2 separate regions of the Homo sapiens genome follow, and region 2 is linked to region 1. The links are chromatin loops, found by intact Hi-C in ENCODE. Cell type or tissue: sigmoid colon. All regions are shown on one strand. Each heading gives the region's core, and the rest is flanking DNA. Links, peaks and the distances in the headings are about the cores only. Region 1 overlaps PLXNA2 (plexin A2). Region 2 overlaps PLXNA2 (plexin A2).

Evidence for each region. Peaks named below come from ENCODE experiments on the same cell type or tissue, not always from the same donor. Only the 100,000 strongest peaks of a DNase experiment are listed, where the experiment ranks them.
Region 2: a loop joins it to region 1, with 2.5 times the contacts of the local background. A loop is called at or near these places in 85 of 110 quality-filtered maps.

Annotation. Positions count from the first base shown.
Region 1 is chr1:208,025,388-208,034,913 of GRCh38, reverse strand. PLXNA2 (plexin A2) reads left to right here. Exons shown (of 32, transcript NM_025179.4): 27 at 322-421; 28 at 1,405-1,595; 29 at 3,155-3,324; 30 at 5,872-6,084; 31 at 6,755-6,905; 32 at 7,576-9,526. The coding sequence ends at 7,671. Among named protein-coding and RNA genes, the nearest start is that of LINC02767, 71 kb to the right of the region's middle. In sigmoid colon, for the core only: no CTCF peak of the experiment used is centred there; a DNase peak (open chromatin) is centred at 4,213; H3K27ac peaks cover 2,456 bases.
Region 2 is chr1:208,078,535-208,088,060 of GRCh38, reverse strand. It overlaps PLXNA2 (plexin A2), which reads left to right. Exons shown (of 32, transcript NM_025179.4): 10 at 3,481-3,681; 11 at 5,553-5,649; 12 at 8,611-8,801. Among named protein-coding and RNA genes, the nearest start is that of LINC02767, 120 kb to the right of the region's middle. In sigmoid colon, for the core only: no CTCF peak of the experiment used is centred there; a DNase peak (open chromatin) is centred at 1,420; H3K4me3 peaks cover 756 bases; H3K27ac peaks cover 188 bases.

The DNA of each region.
Region 1 (9,526 bases), core at 546-8,545:
TTGTATTCATACTGTCATTGAAATCCAGCATGTAATGTATATTTATAGCACATCTCAATTTAGACACAGCTCATCTTAGTTGGGATTAACCACATTTCAAATGCTCAATCCACACACATGGCAAGTAGCTATTTGATTGGGTTATGCAGCTCTAACCCAATAAAAGCTCAAAAAACAGCAGTAATGGTTGTTTCTGGTATTCCTGTACTCCTTGCTCTCTACCCCACAGCTATCTTATAACCCTCTAGAAATACTTGACTATCCAACTTCCCAAGACACCTACATTCACCTTTTGTACTGTACCTTTTGTACCCTTCTCAGGTGTCAGACAGGTCGGTGGTGGCTCTGGTCCCCAAACAGACCTCCTCCTACAACATCCCTGCCTCTGCCAGCATCTCCCGGACGTCCATCAGCAGATACGGTGAGAACCACGAGGGCAGACTGGGCAGCTCAGAGCAGAGTCTTCTGAGACCTAGCAGGGCCCACTCGCTACCCCTTCTAACAGCAGGCAGCCCTTGCTGCTGCTGGCCCAATCACAGGCTCCTGCCAGTTGGTTTCTGTCCTCCCTAGTCCAGGCATTCCCAGGCAGCCTGCGCCCTCAGAGCCGTGGGAGCAGGTGGCACCATGTGCCCTTTGTTTGATATCCCAGCCTGGTAGAGGAGTCGGAGTGGCCCAGAACCAGGAAGGCACCTGGCTGGGGGTTCATATATCCCAGGTTGCCTGGGCCAGTCCAGTTTATGCTTGTTGTCCTGGCTGAATTATTAAGAGTGCCCCCTTTTACTCTCAGAAGTGTCCCAGTTTGATCAATAAATTAGTCCGAGGAGTACTGGGGCCCCCAGGCCCTCCGGGCAATGAGGTTATGGCACCTCCTTGTCCCTTATTTTATTTGCTCTGGTTTCATGTATGCACTAAGGCCTTGGGCTTCTCAACCAAAGGGCACCACAGGACTGAACCCAGCAGCACCAAAAAGGGCTCAGGAAATCCCATACCCCAGGCCCCATGCAAGAAGAGACCCTTAACTCCCAAGAGGAGAATTACAACTTGCAGCTCTTTAGTATCCAGATTTCTATTAAAACACCGACGAAAATATCCTATTGACATTTTACCTATTAATTATTCATTGCTGGGAGTGTCAGAGTAGAGGGGACTCCCAAATTCCCAAGGATGTCTCTAATTCACAAAATTTATAAATCCTTTTCTAAAAAAGCCTTCAAGCTCTTCCGTCCTCATGCCAACCAAGGATCCCTAAAATAACCTACCATATATGAGGTCCCAACGGTCCCCTTTCAGCTGAAATGAGTTTATTCTGAGTGGATGCAGCAGGCGGGCAGGGATTCTGGAAGGATTCTACAAGCAAGGCTGGTGACTGTTACTCACAGCCCTCCACCAACCCCTTCTCCTCAGACTCCTCCTTCAGGTATACGGGCAGCCCCGACAGCCTGCGGTCCCGGGCCCCGATGATCACCCCAGACCTGGAAAGTGGGGTCAAGGTGTGGCATCTGGTGAAGAACCATGACCACGGTGACCAGAAGGAGGGTGACCGGGGCAGCAAGATGGTGTCCGAGATCTACCTGACCCGGCTACTGGCCACCAAGGTAACTCCCCCTCTGCCCAGACCAGGGAGTGCTTGTTAAAGGAGCACATCCTGCCCCTCCACAACACAGAAAGGATGTCTGGAGTGTGTCCTTCAAGAGGACCCATTCAGACAGTCCAGGTACAGCCAGACCTGGTGGCTCATGCCCATAATCCCAGCACTTTGGGAGGCCAAGGCAGAAGGATGCCTTGAGCCCAAGAGTATGGGACCAGCCTGGGCAACATATCAAGACCCGATCTCCACTAACGAAAAAAAAAAAAGAGGACAAAATTGGAAAAAAAAAAAGAGAGAGAGAGAGATAGTCCAGTTCCCTGGGCAGGGCTTCCAAAGGATCAGGCCACCGCTGTTCTCTACCCTTTGGCAAAAATAGCAAATATATCTTTGCTTTCTGCGTACTTCTTGAGACTACTGTTTCACTTCAGAGGAGTAACTCTCTCCCTCTGGACCCCTTAAGCTTTAGGAAGGCAGTGGGGTTTCTTGCTGATATTAGTTGGATAGATATGCTGGCCTTTCTATCCCCTTTCTGGCCACAATGGGAGGGAAAGCACAGAGGCCTGGCCCTGCCAGTAATCCAAGGGGAGGCTTCCTCTTCCCATCCCATCCCACCCCAGCTACCCCCAAATGTTGATGGAAGTGAGGCTTCATCTTTTAGCCTTCCTAGCAGGTAGCAAAATAAGCCTGTAAGTATGACAATCAAAGAGCCAATGTTTTCCACGCAGGGCTAGATTTCAAATATTCTCCCCGATGGACCCTCCAACAATGGCACTGAAGTTTTAATACAGTGGCATCCAACTTACAGCTCTCACACTTGCTCCCAGAGTGGCCCAGAAATATTCCACGAGACCCCATGTCTCCATTTTAGCTTTGCCTAATATGCTCAGCATAACAACAAGAGACCAACAAAGAGATAACAGAAAAAGCTAGAGGTTTCTGCTGACCCTCAGAGGTGTGCCATGAGCCTGTAAACTGTGGGAGCCAGGCCCAGTCTTATTCCTGCCCCAGAGACCCTCCAAAGCCCTGTGGATCAGCACTCTGCCTGTGGGGAGGTGGTTCTTGAGTCTAGACCCTTCACCCACATTCCACATTCCAGATACCACTTGTCTCAGGTCACTAACATCCTAAGCCTCTTCATACCTTCCTAACAGACTCTCCTGGTCCTGCTGTGCTCCTGCCAGGAGGCACCCAGTCCTCCAGCTTGTTCCTCGGACACTGTTTCCGGACTGGCTTGCAGCCTGTGCCCCCTCATTCACCCATGGGAAGCCCGGACCCGGGGCACTTCCTGTCTTCCTGTCAAAGACCCTGAGCCTACACCCTGTGTGGAATGTGGAATGTGGCTGCAGGTTGGAGGAGAGATTCTTCCCCAGGATTCACAGCCCACCCAGTTTCTCCCACCTCCCCAGCTAACCAATAGTACCCTTCCCCACCCCGCAACACTGCCTGCACAGCCTCGTGTCCCAGACAAATTTCCAAGGCAGGATGGGTCCAAGGCACCATCTGGTATGCCTGTCTGCTACCTGCCGTCACCCCCCTCCATCTTACTCTCCCCCACCCCTCCTCCAGGGCACCCTGCAGAAGTTTGTGGACGACTTGTTTGAGACCTTGTTCAGCACTGTGCACCGGGGCAGCGCTCTCCCCCTGGCCATCAAGTACATGTTTGATTTCCTAGATGAGCAGGCAGACAGGCACAGCATCCATGACACAGATGTGCGGCACACCTGGAAAAGCAACTGGTAAACCCTCGGGGAGCTCAGCAGGAGGTGCAGCCTGGAGAGGCCTGGAGCTAAGAGGGATGAGGACCAGGAGATGGGAGGGTGGGAGGATAGCCTATTCTCGGCTGGGGCTGGGTGATCCAAAGCTCCTGGAACAAACAGTGCACATATGCTCTGCAGAGCCCACACGGTCCCCAGCTGCCTGTGCCAAGTGGGGCCTGCCTGGCTTGAGGCACAGCAATAGGATGCACCCTTGAATTCTGCCCCTCCAGGTTGTGACCAGTACCCCAAGAAGAGCCTCCTCCCCTGGCTCTGAGATCTCTGGTTCTCAGGAGAAGGGAGCTGGGGGAACCTATGCAAAGAGCTGCATTTGAAGCCTGCAGCAGAGCTTCACAGCCAGACATCGTGGGGCATTCTGAGTGGGGCAGTTCTAAGGCACTTCCTGAGATGGGGAATCCCTGAATTAAACTGAGACGCCCGGTGAAGTTGGTCAGCACCGGAGAGGGAGTTCACACCTGCTATAGACTTGAGCCCACTGACAGGGAGGATTTCATTGCAAACTTGATCTCTTAAGGCCAAGTGATTATCCTGGCGCCATAGCTTTCAGGAAGCAGCAGGCAGAATGCCCTGCAGGCATGACTCTCTCCCCTAAAGTCATCTCTGCAACCAGACCAGCAGTGGGAGAAGCCCTCAGGCCCCTGGTATGAGACTTTATCCTCATGGGTTTTGAACCTGGACCACAGACCAAGCTAAGGACTGGCTTTCAGGTCAGACAGGACCCGGCCAAGAGCTGGCATCAAAAGGCTTCCTTTGGGAAAGAGCACAGAGAGGGGAGAGGGGAGGTCCAGGCATTTGGGTTGGGCAGGCAGCCCACGCAGCTGTCTGGAGTTAGCGGTCTCCTCAGAAAACAGAGCCGACACAGATGGGCCCAGGCTGTTATTTGGGAATCAAAAGTCCTAGCAACCAACAAAACACTTTGGAAAAAGCCAACCCCAGCCCCATCTCTTCCTTCCTCCTCCCGGGTCTTGTGGTCGCTGAGCCTTCCTCAGTCTGCAGCTTTGATCACAGTGGAGTGAAACGAACAGGCTGGGGTGGCCCTGGGGTTAAGAGCCCACAGTCCACTTTGCCAGGACAGGCCTTCCATCTGCATTCCCTGGACAGCACATGCCTGTCCCCTTTGCTTTGGAGCATCCCCGGCCCAGCGCTGGGAGAGGGCACTTCAGGGGAAATCAAGAGAAAGTCCAGGGTTATCCGCATCTCTGTGCCTTCTGTGTGCTGGCCAGATCCAAGTAATAGAAATGGACTACCCTGGCATCGTGGTGTGGAGAGAGTTTCCTTAACCAGACCTCAATAGCAAATGTCCAGGGAAAGATTACCAGAAACTACCCAAGGCTGCCAGAAGAAGGGGAGGGTAGAAGAGATGAGTCAGCTCTCAGCTGCAGCAGCTTCTCCCAGGCTAGAGGAAAGTGAGGGATCCTGTTGTGTTTTGGAAGATAGGCAGAAATCATCGTGGAAGGGCTTGAGGCTGGGTAAAGCAGATCTTCCCCAAGACCTGGCACTACTGAGACATTTGGGAAAGTTTGGGGCCCATGAGAGTCAAGAGAAGATGAAGGAGGGGAGAGAAGAAGAAGCTGGGGAGCTGGGAACATCATCTCAGGCTGGAGGACAAGCCTGTGACAGGACCGGTTCCACAGAGGAGTCAAAAGAGTTAAAGCCCAGAAGGCAGCTGGAAGAGAAGGCAAAGCTGGAAAAGGAAGTAAAAGCAGCAGCTGTTCTGATTTTGAAGGAGAGTAAATGGGCTTATTTGCTTTATGGTCTAAGGAGCAGAGAAAACTCATTCTCCTCTGGTTATAAATTCCCGAGTTGCAGAAGGAAGTCTCCTAACTACTGATCGGTTCCTCTTGGGGTGGGAAAATCTCTGAGCTACAGTGAGTCATTCCCAGGATGCCAACAATGGCCTCCACTTCTCCCTCTGCCCCTGCCCAGATACAAGAACGCCCTGGGGAGAGTCATGAAAGAACTTCCCCCAGGGGAGCCCATTCCTCGGCCCAGCCAGGCCAGGCCAGCCCTGGGAAGTAGCTTGGGCAGCCGGGCTGGGCGGGGAGCGCAGGTGGCGCCCTTTGTGCCTGCTCCGAGGCTGAGCCTGGGGCTCCTGGCTGCCTTCTTCCGGACAATGGCCACGGGCACTGTGAAGGGACTCCAGGAGCCTGGTGGCTTTGTGTGAAGCCCTGAGAAAATGTGCTGTCCTCTGTTCTTGGGCTTGCCTAGGGGCACAGAGTCCTTTAGAAAAGTCTCCCAGAAGGGAACAGAACACACCCAGGCCCACCCCTCGGATGTTAGAGATCAGGGTCAGTGCCCCCATTAGGGTACAAAGTGCCTCTCCTTCCATTTCTCCCAGGTCAGTAACAGCTTTGGCTAAATTAACCCTGGCTGGACCCATTTTCTTCCATTTTACTCCTTTGCCCCTTCAGGTGGACAATTTGACCTTTGATGGGGAAGAATATCAGTGGGCAGCAGAAGGGGCACGGCCCGCATGCATTCTCAAGTCTTCTCTGCCTTTCCCCACAGCCTCCCTCTGCGCTTCTGGGTGAACGTGATTAAGAACCCCCAGTTCGTGTTTGACATCCACAAGGGCAGCATCACGGACGCCTGCCTCTCTGTGGTGGCCCAGACCTTCATGGACTCTTGTTCAACGTCAGAGCACCGGCTGGGCAAGGACTCCCCCTCCAACAAGCTGCTCTATGCCAAGGACATCCCCAGCTACAAGAGCTGGGTGGAGAGGTCAGTAGCACCCTCAGGACAGGCCCATGCCCTTGTCTCCCTGCCCATTCCCCGCTCTATAGTCATCACTGACTAAGGACTCAGACGACGGTGTCTGTCATCTCTTCAGGACCTCCCACTCCCCTCCCTGCCACACCCCCTGCTGCGGGAGGAAGGGTGGCTTTGTGCCCGTGGAAGTCAGATGATTATCATCCTAATTACTATTCATTGAGCATGTGCTAAGCATTCAGCATTCTGATAAAGATTTTGTGTGTATCATCTCATTAAAATGTCCAGCAGAGTTGTGAAGCCAGTATTATTATTATCCCCATTTTACTGATAAGGAAACTGAGGTACAGAGAGGGTAAATAACTTGCCCTGCGTCACACAGCTAGCAGGTAGCAGAGCTGGGATTTGAACACAAAGAGCCTGGTGAGAGTCTGGGCTTTTAACCACTCTGTTGGGCACCGCAGCCACGAGCTCTCGGCTAGATGGAATCTACTGAAGAAACTCTGGCCTTCAGCCTCAACCTCAGCATGAAGCAAGAGGCCAGAGGAAGCCACATCAGAAGAGAAATAGGGAGGCAGGAGCAACTGGGTACATCAGTGCCCTCGAAGGACCTGGGCCCGGGGTAGCTATAGGTAAATGTTTGCTGAGGCCTCCACCAAGGCGCCTATCCTGTCTCTGGCAGATACTACGCAGACATCGCCAAGCTCCCAGCCATCAGTGACCAGGACATGAATGCCTACCTCGCCGAGCAGTCCCGCCTGCACGCCGTGGAGTTCAACATGCTGAGTGCCCTCAATGAGATCTACTCCTATGTCAGCAAGTATAGTGAGGAGGTGAGACAGGGCCCCAGCAGGGACAGAAACCAACAGGCAAGGAGCAGGAAGCCTGACTCAGTCCTTAAATAGATGGCAATTTAGAAAACACATTCAGGGAGTCAGAAGCCCATGAGCTCGAAAATTATCATTCCTTTATGAGGCAACTCAACTCCTGATTCACTGAAGGCTTTATACACTTCATTGTCTTTCACTCATTGTTAACACAATAAATAACACTTTTAATCATTTGTTTTTCAGTTCAAAGTATGGTATAATTAATTTCATTCTCTCTTAATGAATCAAACTATTCTTTGCATTCGGGCAGATCCTGTCAGTTACATTTCAGATAGACAGGTGGACCCTAATATGAATAGAGATTGATTAGGATACCTTTGGAAAACTCACAAAGCTTCTTTAGCATTGAACGTGAAAGTAGTAGTAGTAGTAGCAATAATTAACACTTGCATAGCACTTCCTATGCCAGAGAATGTTTGAAACACCATACATACATACATATATATAGGTGTGTGTGCATGTATTCATTCAGTTAATCATTTAAATTATTTAAGGTTATGTGCATGAAGGCAGAATGGAAAGGTAGACAGAGGGCAAAGAGGGAACGACTCCAGAAAATGGTGTCTTCTATTCTGAGTCCTGAAGTCTTCCTGCCTTTGTTTTTGCTCCTCAGCTCATCGGGGCCCTAGAGCAGGATGAGCAGGCACGGCGGCAGCGGCTGGCTTATAAGGTGGAGCAGCTCATTAATGCCATGTCCATTGAGAGCTGAGAGGAGGAGCCTCGCATTCCTGGGAAGAGGGACCTGTCCAAGCTGTCACACTGGGAGTCTCAGATGGAAGGACAAGTGATGGGGATCAGGCCCCAGAGCTTGCTGTCCCCTGAGACCCCATCCTGGGGAGAGGGGAGGACTCCTCTCCCTACGCCAGCCAAGTTTCGTCATAGCCAGTTCCAGCTGGGAGAGACAGTGGGCGTCGTCCATCCTCAGTGAGAACACCAGAGAACCCGGGGCCGGGAGAAGGTGGTTCTTCAAGCCGAGAGGCACGAGCTGGGGACAGTTCTGCCTCTGTGACTGCTGCTTTGCATGAAAACTCATTTGATGTATATTGGGGAAATAATGAGAACTTTATTTAATTTTTTTAAGAAAAAGGGAAAAAAACAGAAATAAAACAAAAAGCCGCCCTGTTAATCCCGTCCAACTTTTGTTTAATTCTGATTTCTGTCTCCCTTCCATCTTTTCTCCCATTCCTCCTTCTTTATATAATGCCTATTTCCAAATGCCAGAGAAAGCAGAGATGCTGAGAGACATTGGAGAGAAAATGACTGTCTCCTTTTCCTTGAAATTAAAAAAAAAAAAAAAAAGAGAAAGAGGAGAAGAAGAATGATGAGCACAAGTATGCACCAAACACTTCGCAAAAACAGAGGCCAGTAAAACCTGGAATTATCCCGGCAGCCAGAGGAGTATGGAACTTCCAGAACTTTGCACAAATTGCAAAGCCATCAAGAGCTCACCCTGGCTGACTGGAAACTGAGCTTTATCTACCACACACCTGTATATTCTCATCTTTTGAGAGGAGATGTGTACCTAGATAGTACCAATGCTTTTTGCTACTGTTTTTTGTTTTGTTTTATTTAATCCTAAACCTCAACAAATGAGGAGCTGGTCTTTGATATGTTTCCTTTCAATTTCCCTAAAGTTACTATGAGAAGTGGGGTGAGGTGGGCCTCTCCCAGACCAGACACCTGGCAGCCCTGCCTCATATCAATCCCTGTCATAAACCAGGCACCCTGGGGAAACGGCCTGGAGGTGTGTGGGCCAGGCCTCCACGAGGTTCCATTTGAAAGTTGATTTGGAGACATAGGTGTTTGACTTTGGAGTTCACTCCAATCATCCAGTGGTCCCTGGCAATTAAAAAGAAAACAAAAATCAAACACTGTTTACAGCAAGCAATACTTGAAGAGCATAGGTTACAGAAGCTGCAGTATTTATTATTATGCTTTCTTTCTTTCATTCTCTCGTGCCTGGAGAGGGGAGACCACCCTTCGCTCATATACGGAAGCTCCTGACCATCTGGGCCTACAGCACTTCCTCAGTAGAAATGACTGTGGCATGCCCACGTTACTACCTTCTGCCTCTCTTTCTGCCTCTCACGGACTTGTGAGTGTGAAGGACAAGTGGATGACTTCTCACTGGACTTTCCTTCTCTGTCTCTTCTGATGATGCCTAAAACTATGGATAACCAATTCTCCTGAGTGTAGATTCCAAACAAAGAGACCAAAGCTCCATGCCCAGGTCCAAAGGCCCCATAGAAGCCAGTGGGAGTCATCGAGAGGAAAGGCGCTCTGTGAGTGTCAGGACCTTGGTGGCCAGGATAGCCATCAGAGTGTCCAGGCCTCCCACATTACCTTGGATCCGAGCAGCCAGCTCCAACTGTTCTGCAAGCAGCACTGGAGTCAGGGGGTAGGAGGACAAGTGGAAGCAAAGGTGTGGGACTGGGGAAGACAAAGAGGAACAAGCTGCCCTTCCTCACTTTTCAAAGGGTCAGGAATCCTAGGCTATGATGCTGGGAAGCTAGACCAGCTCCTCCAAGAGAGACTAGACCAGGGTCATTTTCTCTGTTATTAAC
Region 2 (9,526 bases), core at 821-8,820, 53 kb before region 1:
TGAGGATCCGCGGTAGCAATCAGTATTTTAAGAATGTGAACAACAGTCTTAACATTCTGCAGGAAAAGCATCTTAGGATGATTTGCTTTCTTTTTCATAAGACAGGTACTGTATGTGTATGTACACATGTGTGTGCCTGTGTGTGTGTGTATACCCACAGAAGCAAACAGGTTGGAAGTGGCCTTATTGTATCTGATTAAACCCTTCACCATCCTCAAGCCCCACAGATATTGAAGTTTCAACAACTTGGCAATTGTTTGGGGTCCAGTCTCCTCCACCCACTTTCAGCCCTTACCACTGCAATTTCCACCCAAGATTCACAGATCCTTCATGAATATACTCACCAGAATCATCTCATAACCCAAAAGGCCTGTATCTTCCCATTTCCCAAGATGAAGAAAGCATACCTGGGGCACCAACCGCTTCTTTCCTTTGCCTTAGAGAATAGAAGGGAAAAAATCCTATTCTGTCTGACCTGAGAGCAATTGCCAAATAAAGAAACAAAGCATAAGACATTCTTTTTCTACTAGGGCAATCTTGGGGCCTGGTTCAGCATTTGGGAAGACCCTAATTGTTACCCTTACATTTGATTCTAAAAAGTCTGAAACAGCAGACCATGGGAAATTTCCTAAAATTCTAGAATCCCTTAAAAAAAAAAAAAACTCATGTAATAGTACTCATAAAGTCTACTCATGATTCTCCAACCTCCAGGCTGGACTGGACTTAGCCCAGCCTAAAAGATGAAAGTGTGTGTGTGTGTTACATATAGATAACATATGTGTTATATATAGGTATTACACATAACATCTATATAAAAGTATACTTTTTTTGGTCCACATTAAAAGGATTCAACAATCTTTTTTTACTAACCCCAGACATCATACTTCCAAAAGCACATCTTTAAGATCCTGCTACTGAAATTTGAATTTGTTGTCTAAGCTCATTAGAGATGAAAAACAACTGCTCGTCATTTACAATTCATCAGCTGGTTCGGAGTAAGAAAATCTCTCTCTCTTTCTCTCTGTCTCTCTGTCTGTCTGTCTGTCTCTCTCTCTCTCTCTCTCTCTCTCACACACACACAGAGAGAGAGAGAGAGAGAGAGAGAGAGAGAGTGCGAGAGAGACCATTATACCCCAGCCTTATTTCTAACTTAAATTCTAACATTAGATTTGATGCAGATATTTTAGCTGCTAACAGGAAGTGTTATCTCCTTTTCTATGAGATGCCTGGGCTTCCCTAAAGTGGTGCTCATCTTTTTTTTTTTTTTTTTTGGCTATAAATATATGAAAGAGTCTGTCAAGAGTGCCTGCAGGGAATGAAAGTGAAAGTGCAGTAAAGAGCAAGTTTATGAGTTGGCAGCTTGAGTGACTGGCTCCTAAACAGGGACCCATCTGTTCTGGGGTTGCCTTGTGATTCTCTCTCGTGGATGCCGTGCCTGCCTGGAGTCCTCACATGCAGGTGGCCAGCTGACAAGGGATGACACTGGTGAGCCTGCCGGTGTGTCCAGACCCTCTTAGGTGGGTTTCTGTGCAGAATTTCCCCCAGATCCGGCTCTTCAGAAATTGTCAGTAGTAAATTATCCTTAGTAAATGTGGACATGCCACTTTAGAAATCATGTGACTCCAAAACCCATGACTATTTCCAACTCCAGCTTTTGAGAACCAAATGCCTTCTCAAGTCTCTTCAAGCCCAGAAGGCAGGCTTTACCTCATCTCTAAAGAATCTACAAAGTTGGAGCTAAAAAAAAAAAGATTTTTTCACAGGTTGCTTTATTTTATTTTCTATTTACCCTCCCACAAGCAATGACATGCTTGACATGTCCGTTACATGTCAAGCACTGGCAGAAAGACTGGGGAGATGGAGGTGAGTAAGATGCAGCCTAATCCTCAAGAAGCTCACAGCCCAGTGAGGAAAGCAAATCAAGAAATTGTAATTCTGTGTGTCAAAAGCAATCATGGGTGAATATTCATAACTCATCCTGAAGCCAGTGCAGGGGCAGGGGCAGGGACGGCCTTGCAGAGAAGAAACTGGGCTGAGTTTGAAGGCTGATTAAGAGGTAATCAATTATTAATTCTCAGAGAAGGTGATGATTTAAAAAAACCAAAAAAGTAAAAGAAGAGGTAATCAACTAAAAGAGGGGCTGAAGCAGGGCAGCAGCAGGAGGAAGACAGGCAGGAGTGTGTGTTTCTAATAGACGGAAAAGCATGTTCAAAGGGCCAGAGGCAGATCCTGTAAGGGAGAGGGCATCTCAGAGTTAACCATACATTCAGTATGGCTGGACTATTATGTGCAAGAACCACAGAGTTCAGAGGGAGGTAGGCAAGGGCCAGATGCTGAACGGCTTGCAAGTGGGGCCCAGAGAAAAGAGGCAACAGCCCGAGCCACACCATGACAAGAGGTGGCCACAGGAGATTCCCTGTGTGAGGCTGTGCCGGCATTGCACAAGGCTTCTTAATTATTGCATTTGCCATTAGGAGGACAATATTTTTGTCATTGAACATGTCCTACACCTTGTAGGAAATCCAGCAATCCTGGCCCCTGGCATCAATGCCAGTAACACCCTCTGCAGGCCCTGTAGCAGCATCAGCCCCCAGACATTCCCAGAAGTTCCCCCTAAGAACCACTGCCCAGGAGAAGGGGACAGAGAAAGGGGAGCCTCCTATGAGAATTCCCCTAGTGATTCCCTGTGGAGGTGGTTCCCACATCATCACTGCCAGGGGCTACCAGGCTCATCTGCCCGAGGAGAGAAGGAGAAAGAGGAGATTGGCACAGTGGGGTGGCCCTTTGACCTCTGGTGGAAAATCAGCATCTAGTCATGGAGCTCCATAAATCAATCTGTCTTTCTCACTGTCTCTCTCTCATGGTCCTTCCCAAAGCCCCTCCCTACCAAGACTTTCTTTTTTGGTTTTGTTTTCCAAAGCAACATGGCATTCACGCAGGGCCTGGTAATGAAATGAGATTAAAAAAAAAAAAAAACAGAGCAAGTGTTTAGAGTATTGCTGGGAGGGCTTGATCCACCTTCTGGAAAGCCTAGCTCAGTCGGGGCTGGGAAGCTGAAGCTGCTGATAACGGATGCCCCAGGCATCGGCATCAGACAATGCAAGGGGCCGAGTATCTGGAGCTGGGGAACAAGATGAAACCCAGAGGTAGGGGTGCCAGGTTGGGGACAGGGACACGTGGAGGCTCTTTTATCCAGTGTCTCAGGAGATAAAATCCACAGCTTGCCACACTGTGCTTGAAAATTAATTCCTGAATTGTAACACACACAGCAGATACAGGACAACTTGTGGGACGGGGATGACAATATCAAAGCCCAGGAGCTAAGAGCGATTCCATTTTCCCTGCCCATTCCACGGGCCTTACATGAGGTAATATCCTGCTCTTGGGCAGCTCACCTGATACAAGAGGGGCCTGCCTGTCCCAGGCACATAGGACAGCATGAACAGGGGACAGATGGAGCCTCTTCGTTTGTTCCCCCAGGACTGTCCCCAGCTGGTGCCCACAGAGGAGATCTTGATTCCAGTCGGGGAGGTAAAGCCAATCACCCTTAAGGCGCGAAATCTGCCCCAGCCGCAGTCCGGCCAGCGAGGCTATGAGTGTGTCCTCAACATACAAGGAGCCATCCACCGGGTCCCCGCTCTGCGCTTCAACAGCTCCAGCGTTCAGTGTCAGAACAGCTCGGTAAGAAAACGCAGGCTGGGCCCTGCCTGGAGCAGGGCTTCCTCTCACACTCGTGCTGGGGCCTCAGTATGGCCAGCCCTGGCTTCCGGAGCCTTCCAGGTTCACAGGCTGAGCCCACATCCCCAGGGATGCAGGAGCCAGCCAGCACCCCAGCCGCTCAGCCAGAGCAGGGCAGGTGACTGGTGCCAGAGGAGACAGTTCCGTGAGGACCCTCATGGCAGACACTGAGATCTTTGTGCCCTTTCTGAAGTTGATTTTTTAAATTTTAAATTTTTTTATTTTTAATTTTTGTGAGAACACAGTAGGTGTATGTATTTATGGGCTACATGAGATGTTTTGATACAGGCGTGCAATGTCAAATAATCACATCATGGACCTTTCTGAAGTTGAAAGAGCACCTCTTTGTCTTCAGTGAAACTTGAACCAGAGCGAGTCAACTCCACCCTACACCCCATTCCACATCCCCATTCAGGGAGTGAATAACCAGGAGGGTGCTCCACAGGCAAAAGCTGGAGAAGAGAGGGACAGGAAGTGAGATGGGAGGAGGGGAGGTGGGAGGGGAGGGGTAGGAGGAAGCAGTGAATTTCAGGAGCAGCAAGGGTTAAACCAATCCAGAATGGCAGACAGAGAGCATGAGGTGTTTAATTATAATACTAACCCCAAGAAGATCTTTTTATCTGCCAGCTCCCTGTCTCTGACTGTGGGGGGTCAGCTGGAGATGAGGGAGGGGAGGATGTGACAAAGGTGTTGAGGGAAGCTAATTCGCCTGGGAGAGATAAAGGGAATCTGGGCCTCTTATCAGGGAGCTGTCAGATTCCCAGGTCACAGGCGCTTGATAGATAGAATTTGTAATCGGTGGAAGGCCGCCAAGCGCAAGGGGAAGGCAGGATGAGAAAGAAAAGGGACACAACAAAGGGAGGCAGTGGGCAGGGGAGGGCGGGAGCAGAAGGCTGACAGTGACATGCCCTTCAGAGCTGAAGAGTGGGGGGTCGGGAAGATGCCCCGAGGTCTCCATCACAGGGTGCCAGGACTGGCCACCCAGGGGTGTTATTTCTGAAGTGTGAAGGGGCTAAATGTCTTCTGTGGGATCAGCACAAGAGAGAAAGTCATAGACTCCTGGCCACAGCTAGAGGACTTTAACGATAGGGCTGATGAGATCTGTGCCCGGAAAGCTGTGGGCTGATGAGGTCTGTGTCCGGAAAGCTGTGGGCACTTCTCCCTAGTGGACCATTGGCTAAAGTAAGGCTCGTGCGGAAATAGAGGGCCACCGCAGGGGTTGGCCAGGTGACTGCTCGATGAGACTCTCGGCCTTACAAGAGTAGTAAGAGGGCATTAGCTCTGCCTCTGGAGACACATGGACTTTTTAGGGAGACACGTGAAAAGAGGCACAGCAGATCCTGGAAAGTGCCAGTGCAAGACAGAAAGTGGCAACACCAGGGGATGGACAGTTTGAGGCAGATCTGCAGGGTTGTGGGAGAGGACTCCTGGGGAAAGTAGAGCTGAGCTGGGCTAGAAGAATACGGGTGGGTTAAAAGGATGGAGGTTGTAGGGAGACGGTTGCATTCCTTATGAGATAGGAACTCAACAAAGACAGAGAGGGGCTTAAGAAGATGTGTTTGGAGAAAGGTAGATTCAAAGCTTTCCACGGGAGAGCAGTGGAGGAGAAAGCTGGAGGAGTCAGTTTGCATCCGATTATGCAGGGCACTGAATGCCAAGCTAGGAGGCTTGGGTGGGATTCTCTTGGCATTAGTGACTGGGATTCAGGGAAAGAGCGTCATAATAATCTGAGCAGCATGCAGGGTTTGTCTGCATCCCTGACCCCTGTGATAGAGAGCCACATGAGCCCCATGCCTCTGCCCGTCTCCCTATAGTACCAGTATGATGGCATGGACATCAGCAATCTGGCCGTGGATTTCGCTGTGGTGTGGAACGGCAATTTCATCATTGACAACCCTCAGGACCTGAAAGGTAAGCGGCTACTTCCGGGTAGAAGTTTGATCTTTTCACGACCCCGGGAAAGACTGGGGCTAGAGGGATCAGAGCCAGCCAGCCGCTGTGCCATGAATAATACACTCCCTCTGTCGGCGGAACTCTTCAGAGGATCCTAAAGCAACATTTGGAGTCATCAAAGGAGTCCTGTTGGGAGCCCTGTTTTATTACAACCAGAGCATCCGCTGGGCGGCCGCCGGCCCATCCACGTTATTCTTTGGCTCCTGCAGGCTTTGAAGTGTCTGTGGAACCTGACCTAGGAGAACAGCAGGCAGGAACGTCCGGCTAGTTTCCCTGGAAATGGAGATATTGTTTCCAGTCAGGCTCTTGTTCCCCTGTCCTTGGCCCTGGTCACAATCACTGCACAAAGAGGGTTTTTAAGGCTGCTCTCCAGTTCCTGAGGTGGGCGGGAGAGAGCAGCATGCAGAGTCCAGCTCACATCGGGAGCAAAGAATTCAGGAAGGGGATCTGGCTGAAGAAGGAGGGGTGCTCCATGAGGGTGACCCTTATTCATCGTCCTATAAACTCATGTCGAGCTCCTCCCATGTGCCAGTTAGGCCCGACCCTCAGTGCAGCAAATGCCAAGATTCCACCCTGCTCTCGAGAATGATAAAAGTGACTCCAATATGATGAGGACTCGTGATGGGTAGACACTCACTAAGTAATTTATTAGAGATTATTTTCCTTAAGCATCACAATAACTCTGAGAGGTATGTACTATTATTATTCTCATTTTCTAGATGAGGAAACTGAGACCCAAAGAGATTAAGAAATGGGCCACGAGTCAGATAGTAAGAGCTGGGATTGGAACCAAGACAGTCTAATTTCAGAGCTCGCAAACTGAGCCACATCACTGTGAGGATCTACTACTTAGGCCACTGTAGGATTTAAACTCCTTCCCCCCTGGAATATATTCCTATCCCCCACACTCCTCCTACCCTCAGCCACAAGCCTTGCCACACTTCAAGTAGCTAGGGTTGTCACAAGCCTCTGCTTCCACCTGACGGATCAGCCAATGGAGATGGGGTAGGGGGCAAGGCCATAGCAGGGGCTGCAAGTTTTTCAGCATCTTTAGGGCTGTAGCTCCCTGTCCCAAATGCTGCCATTAAAATCAAGGCTACTTAGACTGGGAGAAAGGAACGGAGCCAGGAGGATTATTTTTTTCTATTTCTCCTCATACCCAGGCCAAACTTTCTCACTGCTAAAACATAGGAGACAATTACCCTGCTGGGGATCTGGGCTTAGATCCCAGAGGTTGCCTTAGCACCTGGAGCTTAGAGAGCAGCCACATCCGAGCTGTTGCATCGGAAACTCTACTTGTGACTCTTGCAATGTTGAAGAAGCTCTGAGAGTGCACAGACAGCGTTGTCTTCACATTCGTATCACCTCCACCCACTAGCCTGAGTGTCTCTGCCGGCTGCGCATTGGGCTGGGTGGAGAGGACCACACCATTTAAAGACTCAGGTTCTAGAATCCAGCAAAGTGGGGTTCACCTGCTGGCTCTTTCACTTACAGCTGTGTGAACTCAGATGAATGACTGTTCCCCTTTACATCCAGTCTCCTTATCTGTGAAGTGGAGGGAAGGATGCCCACTTCTCAGGGTCACCGTGAGGATCAAATGAGCTCATGGGTATGAACCATGTGGTACATATTTATAGATGCTCAGTGTGTACTCATTCATTTTAAGATTCCCATTTCCTGCCCTCTACCTTACAAAGCGATAAGCATGAGGGTATTTAAATATAGGCCCTGCAGCTGGGACTAAAGGATGCTGGACATAGCAGAGGAACAGGATGAGGACCTATGGGAAGAATTTTAAAATTACCCTTTCCCTGGGGCATGTGTCTCACTTTCAGCAACGGCATACCACCTGGTCCTGAAAGCTTACATGTGCTTGACCAAAAGAGTGGAAAAATGACTTTTACGTGTTTTGCTTTTGGAGAATTCTACTTGTAACTCAAAATCTCAGCAGGCAAGGAGCTAAGACCAGGTTCCTGAACCTGAAGCACAGTTCACTAATTCGCTGGTTATACTAGCACTTTTAAGTCAGCAGGAGACAAAAAAAAAGACAAAGGGTTTGCACACTCCAAATGTTACTATTTAAATAGCCAGTTTGCCCTCTCTGGGGACATATTCTCCATTCATAAGGGCTGGGAACAGACTGTGTCACCCCCTTTTTTTTAATCAGCAATGCTTCCCTCACTGCTAGCCACCTGGCCTTTCTTTAACCCCAAGCTGACTCCCGTCTCAAACCCATGCAATTTCCAGTTTGCCAGACAACAGTCCTCACTTCTCAGGACCTACCATTAAGCAGCAAAGCAAGTTGGAGTTTGAAGATTCCAGTTTGGGTCACTAATTTTACTAAGCTCTAAGAGTCATTATCTCTCCCTGAGCCTCATTTTTCCTTCAATGGAGGAAAGCAGCCCTTACCTCCTGCATGAGGACCATATGTGAGAGTGGAGAATAAGAGAGATGGCAGCATAAGAATATAGCACGAGTTCAAAGAAAACATAATAAACATATATAGGGCATCAGATATGTTACAGGCACTGTGCTAAGCACTTAATATACATTATCTTATTCCAACCTCACAAAAAAAAACAACGATTATCTTCATGTTAGAGATTAGGTAAGTGAGGTTCAAGGAGGTGGAATCCTCTCTCACATTGCTAGGAAGTAGTGAGGCCACAATTAAAGCCCTAATCTGATTCAATCTAGAGCCAGAATTCTTAAATAATATTATTCTTCCTAGTGCCCTTAAGTGACTGGTAAGAGGCTCAATTTACTAATTCCTCAGTCATTCTTGCAATGATAATGATGATTGGTGGTGTTATCCATGGTGGGGAAGAGTTTCTATCATTTCTATCACACCTGCAAGAGGAGGGTGCATTGTGAGCAGCCCTTTCTGGTTTCATCTGTGACCACCTGCTCTCTTTGCAGTCCATCTCTACAAGTGTGCAGCCCAGCGGGAGAGCTGCGGCCTCTGCCTCAAGGCCGACCGGAAGTTTGAGTGTGGCTGGTGCAGCGGCGAGCGCAGGTGCACCCTCCACCAGCACTGTACCAGCCCTTCCAGCCCCTGGCTCGACTGGTCCAGCCACAATGTCAAGTGCTCCAACCCTCAAATCACCGAGGTAAGTCCTGCAAGTCTCTAGAGCAGGAAGGGGTGGCCAAGAGCTGACCCCAAGACAGTGGGAGAGGAGTGCAAATTGAGACTCTGTGGACAAATTATTGGCGTACAGTGAGTTTAATGTGGGGGGGTGTAGGAAACCTCTCGCGTGTGTCTTAACGGCCCCTGTCTAGGTATAAGAGGTAAGTGTATGGAAGCGCATCCTCATGCCTGCGCATGAATGTACAAGCGCATTGGTGTGCACGTGCACACGACAAGGGAGGCAGAGCCAACCCAGTCTCCCTGCCAGGCTGGCTGAGCCAAGTGAGGAGGAGAAATTGGCTCCATGGTGGGTGAACATTTCAGAAAACAGGTTTAGCTTTTCTCAGCAGAAATGTGATTTCAGGAGCCGCAATTAGCTCGGAGTTGCAAAGCTGAAAATGGAAGAAGAGAGTAAAGGCAGGCACTACATTAGCCACCGTGCCATTTCCCAGGATTTACTCCCCGTCCCAATTTTTTCATGCATTTTAATGGAAAGAAAAGGAAGTTAATTATCCTGGGGAAAAAATGATGTTTCCAAAATAGCAAATTCCAAAGGAAGATGATGTGGATGAAAATGCAATTGCTTGGGTTTCAAATGGCCTGGGAGAGGAGTTGCTGTATTTAACTTTGGTTGTGTTCTGTGCTCCCTCTTCACTGCTCCCTAGTCTATAACTGTCACTCATGCTTTGAAACTAACTGCACTTTCCT